Linked DNA regions of Homo sapiens: all the other regions are linked to region 1. A link is a contact called in ENCODE Hi-C or POLR2A ChIA-PET data. All regions are on one chromosome and are shown on one strand. Each heading gives the region's core, a stretch centred on a gene start or an enhancer-like site at or near the end of the contact. The rest is flanking DNA. Distances are from core to core; before and after follow the strand shown. Region 1 holds the start of MSL3 (MSL complex subunit 3). Region 2 holds the start of TCEANC (transcription elongation factor A N-terminal and central domain containing). Region 3 overlaps WWC3 (WWC family member 3). Region 4 overlaps LOC105373133 (a long non-coding RNA gene). Region 5 has its middle 25 kb from the start of TMSB4X. Region 6 has its middle 13 kb from the start of TLR8-AS1.

The links. A loop is a pair of places that touch in the nucleus more often than their neighbours do. ChIA-PET counts read pairs that join two places held with the same protein, here RNA polymerase II (POLR2A). Pooled maps may share reads with other maps.
Region 2: a map of CD4-positive, alpha-beta T cell shows a loop between it and region 1 (14-fold over the local background). The contact joins the promoter of TCEANC here to the promoter of MSL3 in region 1. A Hi-C loop is called at or near these places in 5 of 168 maps with a recorded cell type or tissue (CD4-positive, alpha-beta T cell, CD4-positive, alpha-beta memory T cell, CD8-positive, alpha-beta T cell and 1 more) and 10 of 50 pooled maps.
Region 3: a loop to region 1 is called in a map of CD8-positive, alpha-beta T cell, with 4 times the contacts of the local background. The contact joins the enhancer-like site here to the promoter of MSL3 in region 1. A Hi-C loop is called at or near these places in 2 of 168 maps with a recorded cell type or tissue (CD8-positive, alpha-beta T cell and naive thymus-derived CD4-positive, alpha-beta T cell), 2 of 37 single-sample maps with no recorded cell type and 7 of 50 pooled maps.
Region 4: a map of GM12878 shows a loop between it and region 1 (3-fold over the local background). The contact joins the enhancer-like site here to the promoter of MSL3 in region 1. A Hi-C loop is called at or near these places in 3 of 168 maps with a recorded cell type or tissue (CD8-positive, alpha-beta T cell, GM12878 and naive thymus-derived CD4-positive, alpha-beta T cell), 5 of 37 single-sample maps with no recorded cell type and 14 of 50 pooled maps.
Region 5: a loop to region 1 is called in a pooled map, with 3 times the contacts of the local background. The contact joins the enhancer-like site here to the promoter of MSL3 in region 1. A Hi-C loop is called at or near these places in 1 of 37 single-sample maps with no recorded cell type and 2 of 50 pooled maps. POLR2A ChIA-PET finds 5 or more read pairs at or near these places in 1 of 52 experiments (GM12878).
Region 6: a loop to region 1 is called in a map of CD4-positive, alpha-beta memory T cell, with 11 times the contacts of the local background. The contact joins the enhancer-like site here to the promoter of MSL3 in region 1. A Hi-C loop is called at or near these places in 1 of 168 maps with a recorded cell type or tissue (CD4-positive, alpha-beta memory T cell), 1 of 37 single-sample maps with no recorded cell type and 12 of 50 pooled maps. POLR2A ChIA-PET finds 5 or more read pairs at or near these places in 1 of 52 experiments (activated naive CD4-positive, alpha-beta T cell).

What each region holds. Positions count from the first base shown.
Region 1 is chrX:11,755,547-11,759,486 of GRCh38, reverse strand. It overlaps MSL3 (MSL complex subunit 3), which reads right to left and starts at 1,250. Exons shown (of 13, transcript NM_078629.4): 1 at 1,122-1,250. The coding sequence starts at 1,223. It overlaps MSL3-DT (MSL3 divergent transcript), which reads left to right and starts at 1,404. Exons shown (of 2, transcript XR_007068393.1): 1 at 1,404-2,735. RefSeq lists an enhancer at 803-1,097 and silencers at 951-1,330, 1,341-1,490, 1,511-1,710.
Region 2 is chrX:13,650,951-13,654,890 of GRCh38, reverse strand. It overlaps TCEANC (transcription elongation factor A N-terminal and central domain containing), which reads right to left and starts at 1,750. Exons shown (of 5, transcript NM_001297563.2): 1 at 1,703-1,750. LOC107985657 (a long non-coding RNA gene) reads left to right here and starts at 1,452. Exons shown (of 1, transcript NR_171573.1): 1 at 1,452-2,394. RefSeq lists enhancers at 1,528-1,617, 1,878-2,067 and a silencer at 1,638-1,949.
Region 3 is chrX:10,117,235-10,121,174 of GRCh38, reverse strand. WWC3 (WWC family member 3) reads right to left here. Exons shown (of 24, transcript NM_015691.5): 12 at 3,486-3,940. Among named protein-coding and RNA genes, the nearest start is that of CLCN4, 38 kb to the left of the region's middle. RefSeq lists an enhancer at 1,452-1,746. Within about 2 kb of position 2,299, at least 2 of the 41 ENCODE cell types and tissues checked have a DNase peak (open chromatin) inside an H3K27ac peak, as active enhancers do.
Region 4 is chrX:13,079,577-13,083,516 of GRCh38, reverse strand. All of the region lies in intron 2 of LOC105373133 (a long non-coding RNA gene), which reads right to left. Among named protein-coding and RNA genes, the nearest start is that of FAM9C, 37 kb to the right of the region's middle. RefSeq lists an enhancer at 1,573-1,742. Within about 2 kb of position 1,641, at least 7 of the 41 ENCODE cell types and tissues checked have a DNase peak (open chromatin) inside an H3K27ac peak, as active enhancers do; they include CD8-positive, alpha-beta T cell and GM12878, where a contact is called at or near this core.
Region 5 is chrX:12,998,450-13,002,389 of GRCh38, reverse strand. No RefSeq gene overlaps it. Among named protein-coding and RNA genes, the nearest start is that of TMSB4X, 25 kb to the right of the region's middle. Within about 2 kb of position 1,694, at least 19 of the 41 ENCODE cell types and tissues checked have a DNase peak (open chromatin) inside an H3K27ac peak, as active enhancers do; they include GM12878, where a contact is called at or near this core.
Region 6 is chrX:12,954,617-12,958,556 of GRCh38, reverse strand. No RefSeq gene overlaps it. Among named protein-coding and RNA genes, the nearest start is that of TLR8-AS1, 13 kb to the right of the region's middle. RefSeq lists cis regulatory regions at 1,293-1,759, 1,928-2,791 and enhancers at 1,634-1,863, 2,554-2,633. Within about 2 kb of position 2,241, at least 35 of the 41 ENCODE cell types and tissues checked have a DNase peak (open chromatin) inside an H3K27ac peak, as active enhancers do.

The DNA.
Region 1 (3,940 bases), core at 1-2,500:
AGAGCTCTGGGAGTTGTAGTCTCCTGGGCTCCCCTATGTCCAGTGCCAGGATGGCTAGCTGGAGACTCTGGAATCCCTCCCTGTTGTGTCCCTAGAGGGAACAACTAAAACTAATGATGGGGCGTGCCCCCCCCCCTCCGCCCCGAGGAGGCTGGAGGGCGAGGAGAAAGAGGGATAGCAGACGCGGTTAAAAGACAGGAGCAGCAGGGGAGGGAACTGAAGGCAGAATATGCTCATCCCTTTAGGGATGTCCTTTAGCATCTCTAATGGACAGAGCTGTCCAGACATCGCCAAAGACACACCTGGGACTGCCCCTGTCCCTGCCGCCTAAGGCTTCGCCCAGGTGGCCCTAGGAACCCAGGTCTCTGAAATGAAAGCACCTGGGTGCTTTCCTTGGGGATCTGGGAGACCTGGTGCCAACTCCTGCCCGCCACCCAAATCTGAGGAGCTGCAAGATGTGGCTCAGCTCCCGGAGACTTAGGTGGACCGGCCCGGGGCGCGATTCCCATCAACTATGGTCAGACCCACGTAAATCCTTCAGAGTTTGAAAACGTAAATGCTGCAAGGCCCTGGGGTACGAAAACACTGGGCCAACCTTGCCCTCGGGATGGGGTTCACGGCCTACAGGCGGGATGGGGCCTAAACTGGACTAGGGTCCCAGGGACACAACGTCGCAAGTCAGCGGCCAGCGCCGTGTAACTATGAATTAGAACCTGGATCGGACGGCCAGGGCGTCCCACAGGAGCCCACCCGGCACCAGGCCGCACAGAAGGAGACATTTAACGCGAAGACAGAAACCGTATTCGAGAAGCCTCCTCCCTCAGCGGCCACCGTTGCAGTCGGGGGCGCAAACGGTAGCCCCGGTAACGCGACAAAGCATGGGCGAGGCTCCCAACCGCGCGTGCGCCGCCCGGCCTGACGGAAGGAAGTGGAAGCATCCCAGACCCCGCCCCGACTCCCGGGCGTAGCGCCCTGTGAGCGCCCCCTGCCGGCCGCACCGCTCCTCGCAGGCCGAGGAGCCCGGCCGGTCCCTCAGCTCCGCGCGGCCGTCCGCCCCCGCCCCCGCCCCCGGTCCCGGGTCCCCCAGCCCGCGCCTCCTCCCTGTCCCTCCGCGGCGGCACCTTGGCATCGTACAGCACTCGCGCCTTGGTGGGGTCAGGCTCGAAGCACAGCACTTTCTCCCCTGAGTGGAATTTAAATTTCATGCCCTCGCTCGCGCTCATTTGCTCATCGTGGCGGAGGGCGAGGCTCCGGGGCGGGCGGAGCGCGCGCGGTGGGGGAGGGCGGGCGGGGGCGGGGAGGCGGTGCGCCGTGGCCGGGGGGGGCCGGGAATGGCGGAGGCTGCGGCCGCCCCGCCCTCGGCCCCTCCTCCGCCCGCCCCGAGCCGCTGCCGGGACCTCGGAGGCGCCTGGCGCGCGCGCTCCCGCCCGGGCGCGTCCCCGCACGTCCCCGCCGGGGCTCCGGGAGGGGTGCGGGCGGGGAGCGCGACCCCCTGGCCAAGGTCTACCGGCAGGACGTCTCCCGTCGCCCCCATGGGAGAGGGTCCCCGCGGCCTCCAGGCTGCGCCCACGTGCGCGCAGGGTCGTCCGTCGCCCCGAGCGCCCGCTCTCCGGCCCGGGCGTGGGAGGCGCCTAGGGAGAGAGAGAGCCGGTCTGGAGTAGGCACCCGGCGGCCGGGAGGCTGGACGGCGTCTGCCCCCAAGAGCTCCCTGGCCGTGCGCGCCGCGTCAGCCCCCTTGGCAGAGCAGCGCGCCGATGAGTGTGGCCACGCTTGGAGAACGCAGCGCTGGAGCTGGCCCCAGGCGGGCAGTGGCCTCGGGCGAGGGCAGAAGGGCACTCCGGGCTGTGAATAGAACACTTGCTTATCCCTTCAGAGGACAAGCCGGTGGCAGGCCTGGAGCCCCCAGTGACGGGTTGAGCAGTGGGCAGCGAGGCAGATGGGTCCTTAAAGAGTAGCTGACGTCTTCAGTGTCAGCTTCTAGCGTGGCCTGACAGCCCCCAGCATCCCCGGAATGCCCCCCACGGTCTATCTGCTCCAATAGACTAAAAATTCCCTAAATAGAAGCACCCTTGAGGCCGCTATCAATATGGTACCTGCACAGAGTGGATGTTAAGTAAATACTTGATGAGCGAATGACAAGTGATGGGAGACTTGAAGGACAAACTTCCAGGGACAGGAAGGACAGTGCTGGGCTTTTTCTTTTGAGTTTTGGAAAGCCGTTGGGCAGTGTAATTACTGGATTAGGACCGGGCTGGAGACCAGCTTCCAGGCTAATCTCTGCGGACCTGGTGAACTTCCCCTTCTCTGTTCTAGCCTCCAGAAAGTTGCATTTGCTTCCCCTCTGCACGCTTCCTTCACCAGGTTCCTGGTATACATCCTTCACATTTCAGCGTGGGCATGCCAACAGAAAAGCCCTCAGGCTTCCCAAGATGAATCATAAAGCCCTGAGGTGTTCCCTCCCAGGACTCTGCTTAACCCCTTTCTTGCATGTACCACTGTGCTATAGAATGGGTTGTTCATTTGCAAAATGACCTCATTAAGACAGTAAGCTCTTTGAAGCTGGGGGTAGGGGTCTTATCCAATTCATCACGGCGTATTCGTGGCACATAATATGGAATGAATGAACAGATTGATTTAGGAAATAGAACCCACAAAACTCAGTGGCCAATTGGATGTGAAGGAGAGGGAAGGAGGAATCTTGAGAGACTTCCAGGTTTTCTGGCCCAAGGAATTGGGTGAGTAATAGCTGCATCCGCCAGAATAAGGCTATACAGAGGAGTTAAAGGTTGGGGGAAGATGGTCAAATGGCCTTTGGGGTAATACGGTGCAGAAACTAGAACTGGAACCATGATTCCTCTCCAGGTTGTGGTGTATCAGAGATGAGAACAGTAGATGGTGGTGTTCCCCACAAATGGCAGGGGCGGCTTGGAAGCACATGTAATTGCACGTCCTGTGTAAACCGTAACTGAAGTATTCACCTTTTTATTTTTCCTGCCCATGATTGGAGAGAGTTCTGCTGCAGGCTCTACCCTTTCAGGGATAGGATTTTAGATGCTTTCCTTTGTTTCTCCGCATTTCCACCCCTTCTTATGTCATTGAGGAATTCCTCTTTCCCCGTCCCTCTAAAAAGTCCAAGAATGCAAAAGCCTTCAGGAACCTAAAAGTTAAAAAGCCTGCCAATGGCAGCACCCCTTACAGTCCTCCTCCAGATTAGGATCCACTAGAGAGGGCTCCACCCTTAATGCAGGACATCATTTTTCCTCTCGGGTGTAAAGGTTAAGAACATGGCCAGCTCTGCAAACCACTCTCCAGGACCCAGTCCCATGCTTGTCACTTTCTAGCTTGTGACCATGGACAACTGGTTAGTCTCTTTGTAATGCACTTTGTTCATGTTTAAAATGAAGGAAATAGTGGCTCCTACTTCATAGGGTTTTTTAGGAGTCAATGAGTCAATTCAGTGTACATGGCTTTGTGTAGTGCCTGACATATAAGGGCTGGGTAAATATTTGCTCTTGACATTAGGCATTTCTTATCTGTTTCTCCGTGTCCCCCATTCATTCATTCATTCATTCAGCAAATATTTATTGGACCTCCTGTGTGCTGGTTGCTAGACACACAAAGTAGAATACATACATTACCCCTGTCCTCCCAGAGGGCACATTTCAGGAGGGCGGAGCAGCAAGCAATCAAGTTCAAGCTTTATGTGCATACCCTGATAAAGCTGGTGTGGAATAGAGGAGACAGAAGAGCTTACTTCTCTCTAGGAGGAGGGAGAGTATCTGAAAAAGCTCCAGAGAGGAAGGCACTCTTGAATTGCAACTTAGGTGTTTTCCTCATTTTCCAGTTTTTGAGGTTTGGACAGTAGTTTCGTCTGTATTCGGGCATGATTATAGAATGGTCTTGTTTTTGTCGGGATTAAGATAACCATTAAATCTTATAA
Region 2 (3,940 bases), core at 501-3,000, 1.9 Mb before region 1:
ATTCTAGTTCAAATAAATCTTGTTAAAAAAAACAAAACAAACAAACAAACAAACAAAAAAACCATGGTGCCCACTGTGGGCTAATGAAGTGGGTTTGAGGGGTCAAAACATTTGCATAAGGAAGGTCAAGCAGGTCCAGTTCCCAGAAGTGAGGGGTGCTGAGCAAGTTGGATAAGTTTCTTGACCATTCTGTGCCTCAATTTCCTCATCTACAAAATGGGAGAAATCCAACATCCTAGGATTAATGAGAATTAAATGAAAGTCTTGATAAAGTGCTTTGAACTATGGCTGTCACACAGTAAGTGTGAATAATAGGATGTGAATCTACAATTAAAAGGCTTAAAAATATCTACCAAACCAGGCATTGTTCTACAGCAGGGGGTCAGCACACTTTTTCTGTTAAAGATCAGAAGGTATATATTCTAGGCTTTGTAGGCCATACAATCTCTATGGACTACTCAACTCTGCTGCTATTGTAGCAGCAACAGCAGATACAGAAAATAACATAAATGGATAGGCATGATCTTGCTCTGGTAACACTTGTTTACAAAAACAGGCAGGCTGGATTTGGCTGCAGGCCATAGTTTGTTGACCCTTTTCTAGAGCAGGGCTGTGCAACATATATATAACATGTAAACCACAAATATGATTTAAAATTTTCCAGTAGTCATGTTAAAAAATAAAAATTGGTGAAATTAATTATACATTTTATTTAACCCAGTGTATCCAGAATAGTCATTTCAACATGTGATTAATATAAACAAATTGAGATATTTTACATTCTTTTTCATGCTAATTCTCGAAAATTCACTGTGTCTTACACTTACAGCACATCTCAATTCGGACTAGCCACATTTCAAGTGATCAAGCCTTATGTAACTAATGGCTATCATTATTGGGACGCCACGGTTCTAGAACTGATGCTAATATGGATAATGCTTGCTTAGGTGCATACCTATACCAAAAAGTGTATACAGTGCCAGGAAAAGTAGGCACGAAATATGGTATTGGATCCATATAAAAACTTATAAAGATTAGCTAATATTATAGTAAGCAAGGTGCACACATCTGCACAAAAATGGCCTAAACCCTGAGAAGAACGAGAGGAAAGGTCTGGAAACAATGTTTCCAGAAGTTTGTAACAAGTCAAAAATAACCTAGATCTGTTCAGATCTTTAGATCTCTTTAAAGCCTAAAGAGAAACTGTAACTTTCTAGCCCTAACCCACTTAACAGCTCCCCAGCTTCACAGGGAGCCCCGCCCTCTATGGAGAGAAACGATGCCAAATGTTGGCAGCGGTGTAGCGGTTACTGAACAGCCACTCAGCACTGCACTAGGACCATTTCCCTTAATGGTGACCCCTAGTAAAGGTGCAGCGAGAGGAAGGGACCAGCCCAACTGCCCGGTCTAGCCCGGGTTCGAGTTCCGGTGGGTGGGGTCGAGCAACATGCAAAGCCTGCCGCTAATCATCTTGGGATGACGGCCCGGCACCCAGCACACAAACAGCGACAGTCCCGAGGGTTCAGCCCACTCTGGCGACCTCGACAGTCGGAGAGGAAGGGGCGGGGGTGCGAGCACCTTCGGATCTACGCCGCCCAGGGCGCACCGGAAAGCTGCCGCGAGCCGGGGTGGGCTTCCGCTGGGAATAAGGGCTCGCCTTTTTGCGGGACACAGGCCCTGGCAAACCTGAAGCATGACTCACCGAAAAGCGCAGGCGCAGTTCCGGAGCCTTCAGCCGCCCAGTGCCCACGGAGAACTTCCGATCACCGGGACTGGGACAACGTCAAGGCTCAGCCAATCCAAGCCCACAGGCCGGCGCACGTGGTCCTGGGACCCAGTGCATGCGCGCTAGGGAAATGGCTGCCGTGGGACTGCGCTCGCGCGGCTTCCTAGAGGAGGAGCCATGGCCCCGCCCCGGGCCCGAGAGAAAGAAACTGCACTTTCGTTTTTTAGCAGCAAAGTTTGTTGATGTACTTTACAACTTATCTTTTCTGCTTCTACTCAGGACAGTCAAGACAGTGCTCAGCTAGATGTTCACATAACTGTAGACATAAATGTGAATCTATTTAACGCAGTAATTAATTCAAAAAGTGTTTTTAGCATCCTAGCATGCATCAGTTGATATGAAAGTAGTAAATGTTAATTGAGTGGTCTTGTGCATCCTGGACTTCTCATCTGTGCATATTCTCATTCTTTGCCTGCAAAGGGCCAGTAAAAGCACAGTGATGGTTGAACGAATGTGACAGCCTCCTTTGCTGATGCCTTACCCCAAGGTAATTTGGGGAAAGGTTCAGGGAAACAGAGTATCCAATCCAATACTCTGGACTGGGTGCTGGCAGGAAGGAGGGCGATTGTATGATTAAGTATCATAATAAATCTTACCTAAAAGGAGGGGAGACAAGACCAGTGACTCATTAACTGGGATAGGGGATGTTTGGTCATTTTTGTGGTTTGGACAATGTTTACGTTTTTTCAGCATTCCCACGTGATTACGAAGGAGTCTTGTTTTTGTCTTGATCCATCTGGTCAAAGAGTGGCCACGTCTGATGGTGTTCTGTGAAGTATTTATGTTCCACGCAGCACCAAGGCCCAGCTGTGACTGCCGGGGCAGCTCAGAGCTGTCAGGGGTTACTTTTTTCTTGCTGTCTATTATAGGGCTAAAATGTTTAAGGATTATATAATACCTTTTTAAAGAAAAAATTATTTGGCTGGGCGTGGTGGCTCATGCCTGTAATCCCAGCACTTTGGGAGGTCGAGGCAGGCGGATCATGAGGTCAGGAGATCGAGACCATCCTGGCTAACACGGTGAAACCCCGTCTCTACTAAAAATACAAAAAATTAGCCAGGCGTGGTGGCACGTGCTTGTAATCCCAGCTACTTGGGAGGCTGAGGCAGGAGAATCGCTTGAACCCGGGAGGCGGAGGTTGCAGTGAGCTGAGATCGAGCCATTGCACTCCAGCCTAGCGACAGAGCAAGACTTGGTCTCAAAAAAAAAAAATTATTTAATGACACTTGTCACTTGTTAAAGCATGGTAAGGAAGACTTTATTCAGGACCATTGAGATAGACATAGGTACCACTGCAACAGGGTCTTGCAGTGGGGAAGAGAGATTGGGCTCAACTTCAATTGTAGCATGGAAAAGTGAGAATTTATAGCCAAGGAGCAAGGTAGGGGGGTCAGTGGATGGAAAATTATTAAGAGGAAACATCAGGGGTAAGGGGGATTCTGTCTAAACCAACCTGACAAGATTCTTGCTGAAGACGGGCCAGGGTGATCAGATGTCACCTGGAGGTTGGTGGAGGATGAGGAACCAAATCAGATATTAAGGGTGATCAGATATTGAGGGTGGTTGCTTTTGGCTAAACTGATTTATCAAGGCTTTTTGCTAAAACTGGATTTTACAAGGAAGTGCACAGATAGGCCTAGTCAGGAGACTGACTAAAGTTTGGTTGGAAAAGAATGCTTGATAATCTTTACTTTTGCCTGTTAAAATAAAAAAAAATTGACGTAATTTAAATTTGGCAGAGTTTATGTGAGCAAAGAATGATTCATGAATCGGACAGCACTCAGAATCAGAATAGGTTCAGAGAGCTTTGTGGGCCGTGAGTATTTATAGACAGAGAATGGAAGTAAAATACAGAAATAGGCTGATTGGTTGCAATCAATGATCAGATCATTTGGATATGATCTGAGAAGTTGGCAGCTTGTGATTGGCTGAAGCTTGTCTGCTTGTGTTTGGCTGAGACTTGGCTGTTTATTATACTCTTCCTTAGGTTAAGCTTTCAGTGTATTTATGTACTAAGTTAAATTGCAATTCATTGTGTAGAAAATCAAAGTACAGAGACAGCCTTGAGCCAATAGCCTCCTGCTTATTTAATTTAACATGCTTTAATGGTATTTCTCTTCTCATTGTTACTTTTTTGGTTCATTTTATGAGTAC
Region 3 (3,940 bases), core at 1,050-3,549, 1.6 Mb after region 1:
AGCCTAAGCACCTGCAACCAACCCAGCCCAAGGCGCAAGTCTGGCCACGTTTCTCTCTCATCATTGCCATAGAAGTCAATACAGAGAGGAAAGAAATGAAGGAGCTAATCCTCGAAGCCCAGGCTGAGTCACTGGACCCACAGGGTGGGTGGAAGTAGGAACTGCCAGGAGGAAGTCCTGTCGGCAACTGCCCCGGCTGAGAAAAAGCACAGACTCCACGCTCCACACCCCGGACACCTGCCCTGGGGCTTCAAGGCACAGAGGTGGACCCTCAGGAGCAGTGCCAGGGAGACAAGGGTCAAATCTTCCCCATGTTCATGTGAAAATCTCTTTACTCCCTTTTCATCATTCAAGACAGACAGACACTAAGAGCCAAGGATGTGAACAGTGCTTGGTAAAAAGGAAGAAAATACAGTCAAAACCACAGCATAGCAGAGCTGCCAGGTGGCATATGACAGCAACGAACGCCATTACATTCCAGAAACAAACACATACAGGGAATGAACAGTGAAAGCTTCTAGGAAAGTTCTTAAACAGCTTGAATATTAACAATGAGATAACAATAAGGCCAATTGCCAACTTGTGTTGAAGCACAGCTATAAGATAACCGTCGTTGGCCACACCCCAGCCATCCTGAACACATCCATCCACAGCACAAACGTATGCCTGGGGCCTGAGCAACAACGCTGAGCAAGGGGACTCCCAAGGCCACTTACAGTGAGCACTTCTGTCGAGCCGCATGAGGAGATAAAAAAAAAAAAAAGCACAAAGTGAAAACACTGCAGAATTTAAGCCAACAACATTAAACAGAATATCAATATCATAAAAACATCAATATGAGCAAAGTCAAGATTTTTACAGGTTTTGATTAGCAAATACTAATGGGTAGATGAAAATAGCTAAGTATTTCATAATCATAACACATTTGACTTTTAAAATCCAGGGAAGACAAAACTGTAACAAAAACGTAAATAGTATGAAAAATCACAGTGTATTGCCCCACTCCTCTGACCTGCCTTCTGTTTCCTCCGATTGATTGAAAACACAAGGAAAAAATCATTCAGAGGCTGGTTTGCAAGTTTGGACAACTTTGATTTTTATCTTACAAAAATTTTGTCTTACTAAGACTTGCTGGGGGCCAAACTTAGACTGCAGTGTTCCCAGCACAGCTGATACATGATGGGGCAGGGGAGGCGAGGAGCCCCCCCTGTGTCCATGCCTGAAGCTGGCTACCCAACCCGGCCCTCTGGGGACACCCAGCAGGGTCAACTATTTCAAGTTTCTAAGGATACAAATAAACGTGTCCTTAGAACAACATAATACATATGTGTCCTTGAAACAATGTAATATATGTAACATATAAAACCATCACCAGATGGCAGTATCATAAAAAGCTACCGCTAGGCGGCAGTGTCACGCAAGAATCCACCACCGATGTCATATAAGAATCTACCACCAGATGGCAGTGTCACTCAGGAATTTATTGGCGGTGTCATATAAGAATCCGCCACCAGATGGCAGTGCCATACAAGAATTCATCACCAATGTCATATACGAATCCGCCACAAGATGGCAGTGTAATACAAGAAATAATCACGAATGACATATGGCTCCACCACGAGATGGCAGTGTCTACACACGTAAGCAAATACTTCCCAGTCCAAGAAGTTTCAACCATTATAGCATCTGCCACGGAAAGCAAAGGAAAAAATAAAGAAACCAGGATGTGAAATTAAGTCAGCGCTTCTCCCTCCCACTCTGTCTCTCCTCTGACCCAAAGTGGCCCTTGGGCCTTGTGCAGATTTTATGCCTAACTAGACTGACATTCTGGAATCTCAATCCCTTAAGGAGAAGGTGGTGGGAGAGAGGAGGGAGACTAAGAAAGAAGTCCTAATTGGATATTTCTTTTCTGACTGAACGGAATAAACATGGAGCAATCAACCTGTGGTTATAAAGAGGAACAAAGCTAATGAAGGATACCTGCATATATGGACTTCAGAAACAATGTATCTGGGGATACCAAAGTGTGTTTGCAAACACAGGGGCAGACACCAAAATAGAGATGCCAAAAAGCCCTGGGGCAGTCTCAGAACATGATGGCCTCTGGTTACGCACGTAAGTGCCAACAGACTACTATTTTATAGAGTGATCAACCTATCTATTGATCTACCAATCCATCTATCTCTTGGGTAACAGAATGGTGGCAAATGGAAGGGGTCACAAAGATCACTGCATTCAAGGGTGGAAAAGGTGAGACTCAGTCCAGGTATGTGTTCAAGGTCACACAGCTAGAAGTGGACAGGGCAGGGAACAAAAGCCTGGTCTCCCAGCTGCTAGTTTGAAGCTGTTTCCACTACACCACACTGGTTCTGCTCTCTAGTTTTATTTCTACCCCTTGCCGCATAAATACTCCATAGTACGTGACTAGGGTTTCTCAGCCTCAGCCCTCTTGACATTTGGGGCTGGACCATTCTCGAGGGGGAGGGGGTGCTGCCCTGTGCATGCCAGGAGCATCTCCCATCCCCTAGTTGTGACAACCAAAAATGTTTCCAGACATTGCCAAGTGTTCCCCAGGGGCAGGACGCAAAAACACCCCTGGCTGAGATCCACTATGCTGCACAAATTATCTAGTGTTTGCCTAAATGGAACATTTAAAACATTTTTGCCGTGCAAATAAAAGTCAATTAAATGGGCTGAACTTCAGGAACGGGAGACCTTGTTCTTGATCCTCTTTAAAACCAAAGGAAGATAAAGTTGCCATGGGTGGCTGAGAAAAGCACATGGGGTCAATATTCCCTTCAATAGCAGTTTGGTCTTCCAAGCAGGCTACAAGCTGAAAGACCCCAGCTCCGAGGAGGAGCTGAACCAACACCAACTGAATGGATGAGGCTCCACGGAGCTCCGTGTTTTTCCATTTGAAGAATCACCAGAGAAACCAAATCAGTAGAAATGACCGATACTTACAGGCATGTCTTTTGAAATTACACAATTATTTTCACTTCCACATTTGATAGACCTATGTTCTTGGAAACTATGAAAACTATAAAAGATAAAGAGATGTCAAAGCAACAAAAGAAGTCAAGATTTCCACTAGCTACAACCAGACACCTGTTGGCATAATGGTCTCAGGCGGGCACACACTGACGGTTCCATCTCGGCACGCACGCTGCAAAGGTCATGAAGGCCCTAATCCATCTCCAGCAGCCTCTGAATGTGGAAGCCTGTGTAGTTCTTACCCTAGTTTTCAACAATTAAGTATTTTTTGAAAACAAGCCAAATACCTAGGAAAGACAACTTTGTCAATTTCAATGATCTTTCCCCAACACAGATCAGAAAGAGCAGGTGTGTGCTCTTCCCGATCACATCAATATTCCTAAACGTAAAGCTCACCATGGACCTGGAAAGCCAGCCATCCTCACTCTGGACCCCACAGTTTCCGCCCTGCAGGTAACCCTCGCCCCGCAGGAGGCCACATCCGCACTTACTTCCACCCACGGGAGCGCTGGCTGGTGGGGGTCCTCGCTCGTGCGGCCCTTCCCCATCCCCGGGGACCCCGTGTGGCTGAAGGGCCGCCATGCCTGGTAAGTCTTCGTCCCCCATAGCCGAGGCGTGTGCCCGCAGTCTGTCTAGGGCGCCCAGGCCTGGCCCCTCACAGCTGTCCGCCAGCTGCGCCAGCGGCGAGTCCCGTGAGGCAGGGAGGAAGGGCGTGTCCAGGGGCGAGCTTGGGGGCGACAGCGAGGACAGCGAGGAGCGGGAGGACAGCGATGCCAGGGACTGGGGCGTGTCCAGGGACCGCCTCTGCTTGTGGAAGCCCGAGGGGCCTGGGGGCTCTGAAAAGGGAGCATCTCGCCCCAGAGAGTCGAAGGGAATGAGGTCGAAGCGTAGAAGCTGGCTGCCCTCAGCGTCGGGCTTCTCGTACTGCGGGAGGCCGTAGATGTCC
Region 4 (3,940 bases), core at 392-2,891, 1.3 Mb before region 1:
CATGCTGGGCCCTAAAGACAGTTTTAACATAAATTCTAGCCTTTTTTCTTAAACTGGTGCAGCAATCAAATAAGCTATCTTTTTTTAAAGGATTTTTGTGTTTTACCCTCATCTGCCATTTCAACTTAGCCAAAATACACTAATACGGCTATAAATTTTTACTGTTACAGTGATTTCAATAATTGTACTGGGCATATAGCCTCTAGATAATGGCAGAAATTGAAGTGAAACATATTTAAGGAGATTGCTTACAGAATTGTTCTCTTAAAAATATCCTGCTTGCATTTATTCAACGATTTTCTGTGAAATGGGAAAGAGGAAGGAGGAAATATTACTTACTGGGTTACTTGTTTTTTGTTTTATCAGACTATCGTTCTGGTTAATTTCACCAACTGGGGAATGTTTAAAATGGATTTATTGTTTAGGGCATGTGTTAGGATGAGGATTTCTCAGCCTCGGCACTAGTGACACTTTTGGTTGGACAATTCTGTATTAGGGGAGTTGTCCTGTGCATGGTGGCATGGTTAGCAGCCGCCCTGGCATCTACCCACTCCATGACAAGAGCAGCCTTTTCACTGCCCCTTTCCCGCCTCCAATCCTGATAACCAAAAATGTACCCCCTGCCAATTTGCCTTCCGATTCAGAACCACTGGAGTCTCCTAGGCAGGTTTCACGCTACACTGTGAGAGCTCTAAGAGGAATTGGCTTTTTTGGATATCTTTAGCTTGGTTTATGCCCCAAGGACACGTGAAAAATCCTAAACGATGATGATGCCTGTCTCACCTCACCACCAATCCACCTTCCAACTCTTCGCAAAAACACAAATGCACCTGTCATTTGAGGGAGCTTAAGTTAATCAAGGGAAACATTCACATGTACTTGCTTTACACCAGATTAAGAAAAGGAATATTTCTTCCAACATCAGGCAAAATTTTGCTATTTGTTACAAGACAAAGGTAGGCACGTGGGTTTTAACTCTAGTGTCTTTGCTGGCTCCTGAACTAGCCAGTTCTGCCTCAGAATCGCAGTGGTTTCCCCTGTGGCTATGAACAGAACATTCTACAGCACAACAGTCACCATTAGTGGGTCACACTAGTTTTGCATTCTCTGAAATTGCAGCAGTCACAAAAAAATCCCACCACCCCTCTGCTTCTTGAGCTTTTCTTTCCTCAAATGGAATCCACATGAGTCCAAGTCCATGCCAGAAAAATGAAATGTGTATTATTCGGGAAACATTTCCCTAAACAAAATGACACAGGGAAATTCTTCCTTGCCCAAAGCTGAAACTCTGTGCTCAAGAGCTCTCTTATCGGAATTCTGCACTCAATCTTAGATACCTGATACATTCTGCTACTATGATATACAACTTCCTTATGCTTTGGATAAACAGAGGCATATTTTCAGCTTTAATGCCAATATTAAGAGAAGGGTTACAGCATTTTTTTTTTTTTTTTTGGCTTTTACATCCTTTGCTTTTGCGTCAGACAGCAGGATCTCTAGCCACAGTATAGATCCAAATTAATAGAGACACCCATCTGCAAAATGTAATCACTTTCAGCTCATGATGCTATTTTCTAATCCTAGAGCTCCTTGTGCAAGGTTTGTGTGCAAGAGTCTTGTGGCCTGGCTTTCTGAAAGCAACTTCCTGTGCGTGTACAAAAATATTTCAGGCTGCTATCTATTTCTAAATACTTGCCCTTTCTTTTCTCTCTGTTCCCCCTTTTTTTTTTAGACTTTCACTACCCTTGTGATAGATTCCGTTGTCTTACTTTAAACGTGAATATAGTATCTGTGTTCTTTATGCTTCCCATGATCAACAAGGCCTTGCACAAATTTGATAAACAAATGCAACAGCAGAAAGAAATTTTTATATTCTTCCCTGCCCCACCCTCAATAAAGCTGTAGCAACCCAAATAAGCCGACCTTCTCCCAGTAGAAGACATTTTATAGTTCAACCATTTTCTATAATGAATAACTTTCAACCCAGAGTGCCTCCTCCGGGTTCAAAACTCAAGCTACTTGTGATAAAAGAAAGATGTTTTAACTTCAGCCTGAATGATTTTATGCCTCCATGAAATATAAACATTAGCAGAGAATAAAAAGCTATGAAGATGCTTTACTATGAGATTTGAGACTTCATTTTCTACAGATATTTCTTTCAGAATCCACTTAATTGAATCTGTTTGAATGTGTAATTCTTTGTTATTTGATTTTGTAGACATTTTTAAAAAATCAATACAAATTAAGCCTAGAATACAGAAACATATTAAAATTCTTTTTTTGGTGGTGGAGCTACATTCCAATGGTTAGAGGAAGGAGAAGGAGAAAGAGAATAAACAGAATAAATAAGTAAAAAGACATAGTTTGTTAGAAGGAAATAAGTCAAGCAGAGCAGAATAAAGGGAATGATACTTGGGGACGGGTGTGATTGGAAATAAGAGTGGTGAGGACAGGCCTCCTTGGACACTGACATGTAAGCAAAGACTAAAAGAGTCATGTGGGCACTGGAGAGAAGTGTCTTCCAGGCAGACAGGACAGCCAGTGCAAAGGGGGTTTGGGAGTGGGAGCATGCCTAGCATTAGGAGGAACTGATGGAGGCCATGGTGCTCAGTGAGACAGTCGTGGGAAGAGGAGAGGACGAGGCCAGAAGGTAACAGGGCCATCTCCTATAGGAGGCCTCTGTAAGGATTTGGCTTCTACTCTTGGAGAAATAGGGAACCATTGCAGATCTTACTTAATTATTATTTTTTACTGAGGTGAAATTCACACATCATAAAATTAACCATTTTAAAGTGAACAATTCAGTGGCATTTTTAGTGTATTCATAGCGTTGTGCAACCGACACCTCTATTTAGTTCTAGAACATTTTCATCACCTCAAAGGGATATTCCCATACCCATTGGCAGTCATTCCCCATCATCCCCTCCCCGTGGCCCCTGCCAACCACAGTTTGCTTTCTGTCTCTATGGATTTCCCTCTTCTGGACACTTCATATAAATGGAATCATATAATATGTGACTTTTGCGACTGACTAGTTTCACTTAGCATCATATTTTGGAGATGCATTTGTACCTTATTTCTTTTTATGGCTGAGCAATATTCTGTTGTATGCATATGCCATAATTTGTTTATTCATTCACCATTTAAAGGTCATTTGGGTTGTTTCCACTTTTAGCTATTGTGAATAGGGCTACTATCATCATTGCAGGCTTTTAAGTAGAAAAGGGACATTATCTCACTTCTATTTTATACAACACATACAGGGCTATTTTATGAGTCACCTACTAACCCAAATTAGTAAATTCATTGTAAAATGGCAAAAATAAGTAAATAAATAAATGCTTCTCCCATCAGTGCCACCCCTTTGCCACATGCTACCACCTGCTTTGACTGCTTAAAAGATCTTCTTCCAACACAACCATTTTTTAAAATTCTATAATTTCTCCCCCTTCCATTGGTGATTAAAGGCCAAGCAACTGTTAAATGTAAGGCTGTCCCCATTATCCAAAAAATTAATGTTTTCCAAAATTGACACAGGAATTTTTGAGAAAGATAGGCAGTAACTATTAAGAATGAAAATTCTCCAACTGAAAGGGGAAATCATTTTTGCTTGAAAATATAGATGTGGGCCAGGTGCGGTGGCTGATGCCTATAATCCCAGCACTTTGGGAGGCTGAGGCGGGTGGATCACAAGGTCAGGAGTTCAAGACAAGTCTGGCCAAGATGGTGAAACCCCGTCTCAACTTAAAAAAAAAAAAAAAAATTAGCCGGTGGTGGGCACCTGTAATCCCAGCTACCTGGGAGGCTGAGGCAGAGAATTGTTTGAACCCAGGAGACGGAGATTGTGGTGAGCCGAGATTGCGCCACTGCACTCCAGCCTGGGTGACAGAGCAAGACTCTGTCTCAATTAAAAAAAAAAAAAAAAAACAGATGCATTAAA
Region 5 (3,940 bases), core at 445-2,944, 1.2 Mb before region 1:
CTCCTGCACACCTAGTCTAGATGGTATAACCTATTGCTCCTAGTCTACAAACCTGTATAGCATGTTCCTGTACTGAATACTGTAGGCAACTGTAATACAATGGTGAGTATTTGTATATCTAAACATAGAAAAAGTATAGTAAATATATGGTATAAAAGATAAAAAATGGTTCACCTGTATAGGGCACTTACCACAAATGGAGCTTGCAAAACTGGAAGTTGCTCTGGGTGAGTCAGTGAGTGGTGAGTGAATGTGAAGGCACAGGGCATGACTGTATACTACAGTAGACTTTATAAACACTGTACACTTAGGCTACATTAAATTTATGTTTAAAATATTTTTCTTTCTTCAATAATAAATTAACCTTAGCTTACTGTAACGTTTTTACTTTATACACCTTCGAATTTTTTTAGCTTTTTGACTCTTTTGTAATAACAGCTTAAAATATACATTGTACAGCTGTACAGAAATGTTTTCTTTCTTTATATCCTTATTCTGTAAACTTTTTTCTATTTTCAAACTTTTTATTTTATTTTTGTGTGTGTTTTTACACAAACACAGACATTAGCCTAGGCCTACACAGGCTCAGGATTGTCAATCTCACTGTCTTCCACCTCCACAGCTTGTCCCACTGGAAGGTCCTCAGGGGAAGTAACAGGCATGGAGCTGTCATCTCCTATGATAACAATGCCTTCTTCTGGATACCTCCTGAAGGACCTGCGTGAGGCTGTTTTACACTTAACTTTATATCTATATGTAGGAGTACACTCTAAAATAATGATAATGGTGGGGTGCAGTGGCTCATACCTGTAATCCCAGCGCTTTGGGAGGCTGAGGTGAGAGGGTCACTTGAAGCCAGGGGTTCCAGATCAGTCTGAGCAACGTAGTGAGACCTGTTCTCTACAAAAAATGTAAAAATTAGCCGAGCATGGTGGTGCACACGTATAGTCCCAGCTACTTGGGAGGCTGAGGTAGGAGGATCACTTGAGCCTGGGAGGTCCAGGCTGCAGTGAGCCATGATTGTGCCACTGCACTGCAGCCTGGATGACAGACTACTGACTCAGGATCTTGTAAAATTCAAATCTAACATTATCCTAAGTAGAAGATGCATCCCTTCAGGATAAGTCAGGTGAAGACTCATTCCACAAATACTAACGCTACCATTTCTGGTTGTCTGAGCTACAAAGGTAAATAAAATGCAGCTTCGATCTCTCTCAGAGCTCACACCTGGCTTAAATTTAAACATCTTTAAGGTAGGGAAGTAAAGGAAAAGCGGAAAAAAAAGCCCTTCAAAATCAGGGAAAGGAAAGCCAAAAGCACTTTATGTTTTCTCATTCTAGATGAGATTTTTAAAAATCATTCTATTTTATTTTTCTTTTTAAAAGAATCGCATGCGGGAATTAGTACAGGGACAACTCTAATATCAAGTTTGTGTATTTAACCTCACATTCTATAAAAGAGCTGGAACAAATGCACTTAAATCAGTGATATTTGAGCTGATGGCTTGAAATTTATTATCAGTCTTTCTGGAAATGATTTTCTTACTCTTTAGGGTTCTCGATTTTTATTTGCATGTTTCTGTTCAGCTTGTAACTACTACAAAGATCAGGAAGAGGAAACAGGACTGCACGGCCCAGTCCTCTTCATGTTTGAGAAATGGCTGAGTCGGCTCCTGGGACGGGCACATGCTTCTAGAATATTGTGGGCTTGTTAAGCCAGTCCCAAAGCAACAATGGCACTGCAGTTTCCAATGCCAAATTCAATGTCGTTTTTGGGTTTTACTTCATAGCCAAACCAAAGAACAGACACTCAAACAGATACATTTCTTGCCTGTTATTTTCCACCCTTTCTTAGCCAGTCCTTAGAAGGATATACAGGCAGGCATTTCTGCTCGTCTGGAAAAAATCAGTGGTGCAGAATATGACAAAAGGTTTCACTTCCTTTTTAGCCTTTATTGAGCAGAAAAGAGCAATTTGAAAATGCTGTCGCTGGGGAGTAAAAAGTCACTTCCTGGCCGCTTTTGTCAAGAGGGCCCCTGCCGCTTGGCACATCTTCAAATAGAATCAAGAGGCACACTTGATTATATCCTTCATGAAAACATTTAAATAATGTGAGGGTTCTGATTTAACATCCTTTCCCCCACATCCCAGGAACTCTCATAGCCAAAATGATGATGCAGCCTTACTTAAAATGTACCTCTCTAAGGTATTCAGAGCTGTTTTAAGGATTCCCCCATAGGCAAGCTACTTAAATGGCTCTAACAACTCAGAAATATAAGACTAAAATTGCACCAGAACCCGCATAGAGTGTCTTAGCAATAATACCACACGTGGCACAAATAATATATATTAGGTTGGCTGTTGCTTAAAAAAAAAAACAATGCCACAAATGTTTAGAAGGAAAATAAAAGGCACTCATGAAATAGTGGTAATCAAATATGAGAAGGTGATATCAGAAGACATTTGTTCTCAGATCTTCTTAATGTAATTCACAATATCCACTGGCAATATGAGCCCCCAGTGGCACCCACTACTCTCCTTTTGATAAATGCAATGGTCTCTTGGCTTTTAAAAAGATAAATCTTGGGTATAACGCTGAGCGTCAGATAGTAATAAAGGTATTTTATACTGTTTTGCCACTGATGACCAAAAAGAAAGTGAGATGAATCGAATTGGGAAAGATACAGCTGTTGAACGTTGAATGAGCAAAGCACCCGGCAGGAAGTGTGTAGGTGAAACCAAACACTCGGTTCAGAGGTGAAATCTGCATCTGACTGGCGGGTTGCAGTTTTCCTTACTAAGAGCAGTTGGGCTGGTTGTTTTTTCCTCCAAAAGACACAGAAATGATCAGAGTAGGTCAGAGAGCTGACTTACTCCTTTTAGAAGCCTTTGGTTTGGCTGTTGGTAAACTGGAAATTGAGTTAACGAAATCTATTGAATTACCAACGAATTCTATCTCACTCTTGTTCTCTTCGAGAATTGGGTAACTCATTGAATATTTTTGACCCACTTTTCCAGAAGCTGAGTGATGTGGATGGATGTCAATATGGCTTTGAATGATGCTTCTTCCAAGCTTTATAGTCTCTGGGATAGGATTGCAAATAAAGCCAGAGGGCTCCTGTGTTTCGTTTGTGTGACATTCACAGTATCCTACACACAATAGATGCTTCATAAATGAGTGTTGAATGAATTAAGTTGGTTCATGATGCACCTATCCCACCCTCTCCATGTAAATACCTATAAATAAACAAATAAATAAAAATAAGGATAGATAACAAGCCCATGTAAAGCCCAGAAAGTCTGTATCTATATATTTCCATAATGTCAAACACTTGGATGTTTGGAAACTTCTGGATGGTTGCCTCTACGATTCTATTTTCTATTATTATTTAATGATAAAAATAGATTATATACAGGGATCCTCAGGCAAGGCAAGACATGATCTACCTACCCCATAGTCTCTTGGTTCCTACTGCCCTCTAAAAAAATTTCTATGAGAAATTGAGCCACATCTGGATATGTCACTTAGGATAGTTTGCCAATACTTGACAATGAGACTCAGAATGTTGCTGTATATTGATGCAGTTCTCTCTCTCTCACCCTCTCTCCCCCCTCTTTATCTTGCCTTTTCCATAAAGCTTTAGAATAACTAGCTCTTTTATTCACTCTGATAGAAATAGAAGAGAGCCCAAAGCCCCAGCCTTTTCAGGAATTCCAGGGCAACTGAGTTACTGCAGCTACTGTACAGCCCCTGCTCCCAGGAATTTTCCTTTCCCAGTGTCCCCAAACACCACCCACAGCCACACACCAGTCCCTCTGAAGAGAGTTTCTCAGCAATCAGGCCCTCTGCCCATCACCAGGCAAGAAGCCATTCTGGGGAATAAGATGACAATAACCGAGAGGACAAAAGCCTGCTCTGTGTGCATTTCTGTCTGCCCCAT
Region 6 (3,940 bases), core at 992-3,491, 1.2 Mb before region 1:
ATGTAAATATGTATATATATATATATATATATATATATGTTTTTTTGTTTGTTTGGATGAGAAACACACTAACATTTGTAGTGATAAACATTTTTTGTTGCTTTGTTGCACCTTCTCAGTAAATCCCATGAATTTAGTCTAAGGATGCTCATTTTACAGATGGATAAACCGAGGCTCCAGAGATCACAGTTGGCAAGTGGCTGAGCTGGGACGGTATCCAGCTCTATCTGGTTCCAAAGTCTGGTCTCTAAGGCCCTCCTCACTGAGCTAAGAACAACATGAGAAGATGCCCGTGTATGGTAGGCTTTCAAATGCAAATCAAACAATGAGGACCTCTCTGCTCATTTCAGACTGACAAAAATGAAAAGGTTGAGTAGTGGCTCCAGTTGGCCAGAATGCAGGGAAAGAAAAGTGAAAGCTCTTATATGCTGTTGTTGGAAGGGTCAATTCGTAGGGACTTTTCAGAGGCACCGGTGGCTGTCACAATTAAAACAGCATTTCCAGTTGAACCCAGCATTTCCAGTTTAAGTCCAGTGACAGGACTCTCATTCTATAGCCATACTAACACACTTACATATACATATACATACACATGCACAAACATCTAGATCTTTCCCCCATAGCATTGTAGATAAGAGTAAAAGCTACAATCAACCTAAGTGTATATTAATTGGGAGATTAATTAAATACATGATAGAGTACCCAAACAATGGAAAACTATGCAGCTGTTAAAAAAAGATTGAGGCAGATTTATTCATGATATGCTGTGGAAGGATGTCCAAAGAATACTCTTTTTTTTTTTCCCCCGAGACAGAGTCTCGCTCTGTCACCCAGGCTGGAGTGCAGTGGCGCGATCTTGGCTCACTGCAACCTCTGCCTCCTGGGTTCAAACAATTCTCCTGCCTCAGCCTCCCGAGTAGCTGGGATTAGAGGCACCCACCACCACACCAGCTACTTTTTGTATTTTTAGTAGAAATGGGGTTTCACCATGTTGGCCAGGCTGGTCTCCAACTCCTGACTTCGTGATCCACCCACCTCGGCCTCCCAAAGTGCTAGGATTACAGGTGTGAGCCACCGCGCCCAGCCAGAATACTCTTAAGTGGAAAATAAAGAGCCTCATAAATAGTGTCTGATCCCTTCTGTGCAATAAAAAAGTGAGGTGTAGAGAGACCATTTCCGGAAGGGAATTTTAAGAGCTTACCTCTGGGGAAAGGAAATAGAGAAACCTCTACCATTTACATTTTTACCAGAAGCATGCATTACTTTTATATTTTAAATATTTAAAACATTATTGATGTTTTACTTTCATATTTTATACATTTAACATTTTTTCTGTGTATTTTCTTGCTCAAGAAACTTGTCACAGAATCAACAACACGCAGTTGAGTATGCCTGTGAAAGAAACAGAATGTGACCCTGGGCTTAGGGTTTCTTTAGTAAGAAAACACCTTTGAAAGGAAGTGAAACACACCACCAAGCACCAAGACAGAGGGAGGGGGACTTCCTGCTTATCTGCAAGGGAAGGAACCCGTGTTCTTAAAGGGGCAGGAGGAAAGTTATTTTCAAGTCAACTGCTGTCATAACCCTAGATCAAACTAACTGCAGACCAGTCTGCAGTAGGCCCCGTTCTAGACTGCAAGTGTAGTCAGCCAGCCCACCATAGGCCCAGTTGAGAACTATCCTCACTTACAGTGGCTGTGCTTTGGATGTTTTCCTTGTAGAATGTGACCATAGCATTACATTTTGGTGAAGTGAATCATATTTTCAGTGAGGTAGGGAAGTTGCTCGTAGGATCATATAGTGATATGTATATGTGCCTGAATATTCATGTATGGTGTTTCTCTAAGTAGAAGCACGTGTGGCCAAATTGAACCACTATAAAGGTGTACATTTGTACAGGTACTTGGTTTCTTAATTTTGCCATTATTTTGCATCTGCTAGCTCACCCTTGCCTCCCAACAGCCCTGTGAGGGCATGAGAGGGCAGCTGGCATCCCATCCATAAGTGAAGACATGAGACACACAGTAAGGGACTTCCCCAGGGTCTCTGAGCCCCTAGCAAGACCAGAAGGGGTCCCCAAGCCTAGCAGGTCGGCTTCTGGCCTGGTGCCCCGGCAGGGGAGGAGCTGTGGTTTCCTGTGGTTTCATCATCCGTCTGTCTGACCGTTTATGTGGAAGTAACTTTCCACTAGCTTCTCCTAGGCCTCCCTCAAGAGTGAAGTGCCAATGGGGCCCTGAAAGGGGGCTCTTCGAGGGAGAATCCACGTGGGTAGTGGTTGGGGGACGCCTGGGAAAACAGATGAGGCTGGCGAGGGCAGGGGTGACATCCTACCTCCGCTCTCAGCCTCTCATCTGTGCCCACACTTGCCTGCCTTGTGTGGCTTTATAGCATGGGAGGCGTCTGCCAACTGCCCGATTCCTACTAGTTATTGGATAATCACTTCCACAGAAGCAGAGCAGAAAAGCCTCACGCCGCCACAGGCCCGCTCTACTTCCACCGAGGTGACTGCCATTAGCGGCATGGCTTCTGCTGCTCCTGGTGCAGGAGGATTGGATGGGCTTGGCCCTGGCTTGTGGTTCCCTGAGAGGGCCACGCAGGGCCCAGGGAGATAACAGGGGACATCTGTGTTCTCTCCCGCTTCCTGCCGTCACACCCTGAGGGAGGGTGGCCAGATTTAGCCAATAAAAATGGAAGACGCCCTCAAATTTAAATGGGAATTTCAGGTAAATAACAAATAGCTTTTTAGTATGAATATGTCCCATGCAATATTTGAGACCATAGAAATTATTTTATTTCTGTGAAATTCCAATTTAACTGGGCATCCTGTATTTCATCTGACAAGACTACCCTGAGGGGGAAAACTTAGGCCCTCTCACAGGCACATTGCTACTTTGGCTGTCTCTGTTTTTTTTTTATTTTTTATTTTTTATTTTTGAGACGGAGTCTCGCTCTGTTGCCCAGGCTGGAGTACAGTGGCATGATCTCGGCTCGCTGCAGCTACTGCCTCCCGGGTTCAAGTGATTCTCGTGCCTCAGCCTCCCAAGTAGCTGGGATTACAGGTGCGTGCCACCACGCCCAGCTAATTTTTGTATTTTTAGTAGAGACGGGGTTTCACCATTTGGCATGGTTGATTTTGAACTCCTGACCTCAAGTGATCAGCCCACCTCGGCTTCCCAAAGTGCTGGGATTACAGGTGGGAGCCACCGCTACCAGCCTGTCTCTTTATCCAAATTCTCCCAAACATAGACACACACACACACACACACACACACACACACCCTCAACGGGTCTCAGGCCTCTAAGTTCTCCTCTCAGGGGCTCCTGTCAGCCCTGCTCCAGCTGGGTCCTCTGCCCTAGGGGAGAGAGAATGGGAGGGGTGAGGAAGGGGTGAGGGGAAGTAGGGGAGGCAGAGGAAGAAGAAAGTTTCAGAAGAGAGCAGCCTAGGCAGAGGTGGCTGAGAGCTCAACCCAGTGGAAATGTGGACTCTAAGAACAGATGGGAGCCACCAACGTGATAAAGTGGCCTGCAAGGCTCAGAGCTGGCCCGCCCAGCAAGAAGCCTGTGTTTAGTCAAGGTGGGCCTGTGTTGAGACAAGCAAGCAAAAGCAAGCCTCCCTCTGAACTCCCTGAGGCCCTGCTGGGCCTTGCTAGAGGACCCTCCGCTGTGGAGGCTGGCTTCAGCCCTGTCTTCTCCCCGTGGCCACCCAAAAGCAGGATGCAGAGCCAGGAGCAATGTGGAGCCAGCTCCTGGGGATGCAGAAAGTGCCAGTACTCCCACCCTCCATACCCCTCACGTTCTCATTCTGCAAGAATTCCCAAGAGCCCACTAAGTGCTAACACGATGTTTCAGACTCTTTACTATCAACCTGACTGAGGTTTAATTGACATAAAATTCATCTTGAATGTACCTCGATGAGTGCTAGACAACCATGTACGCGCAT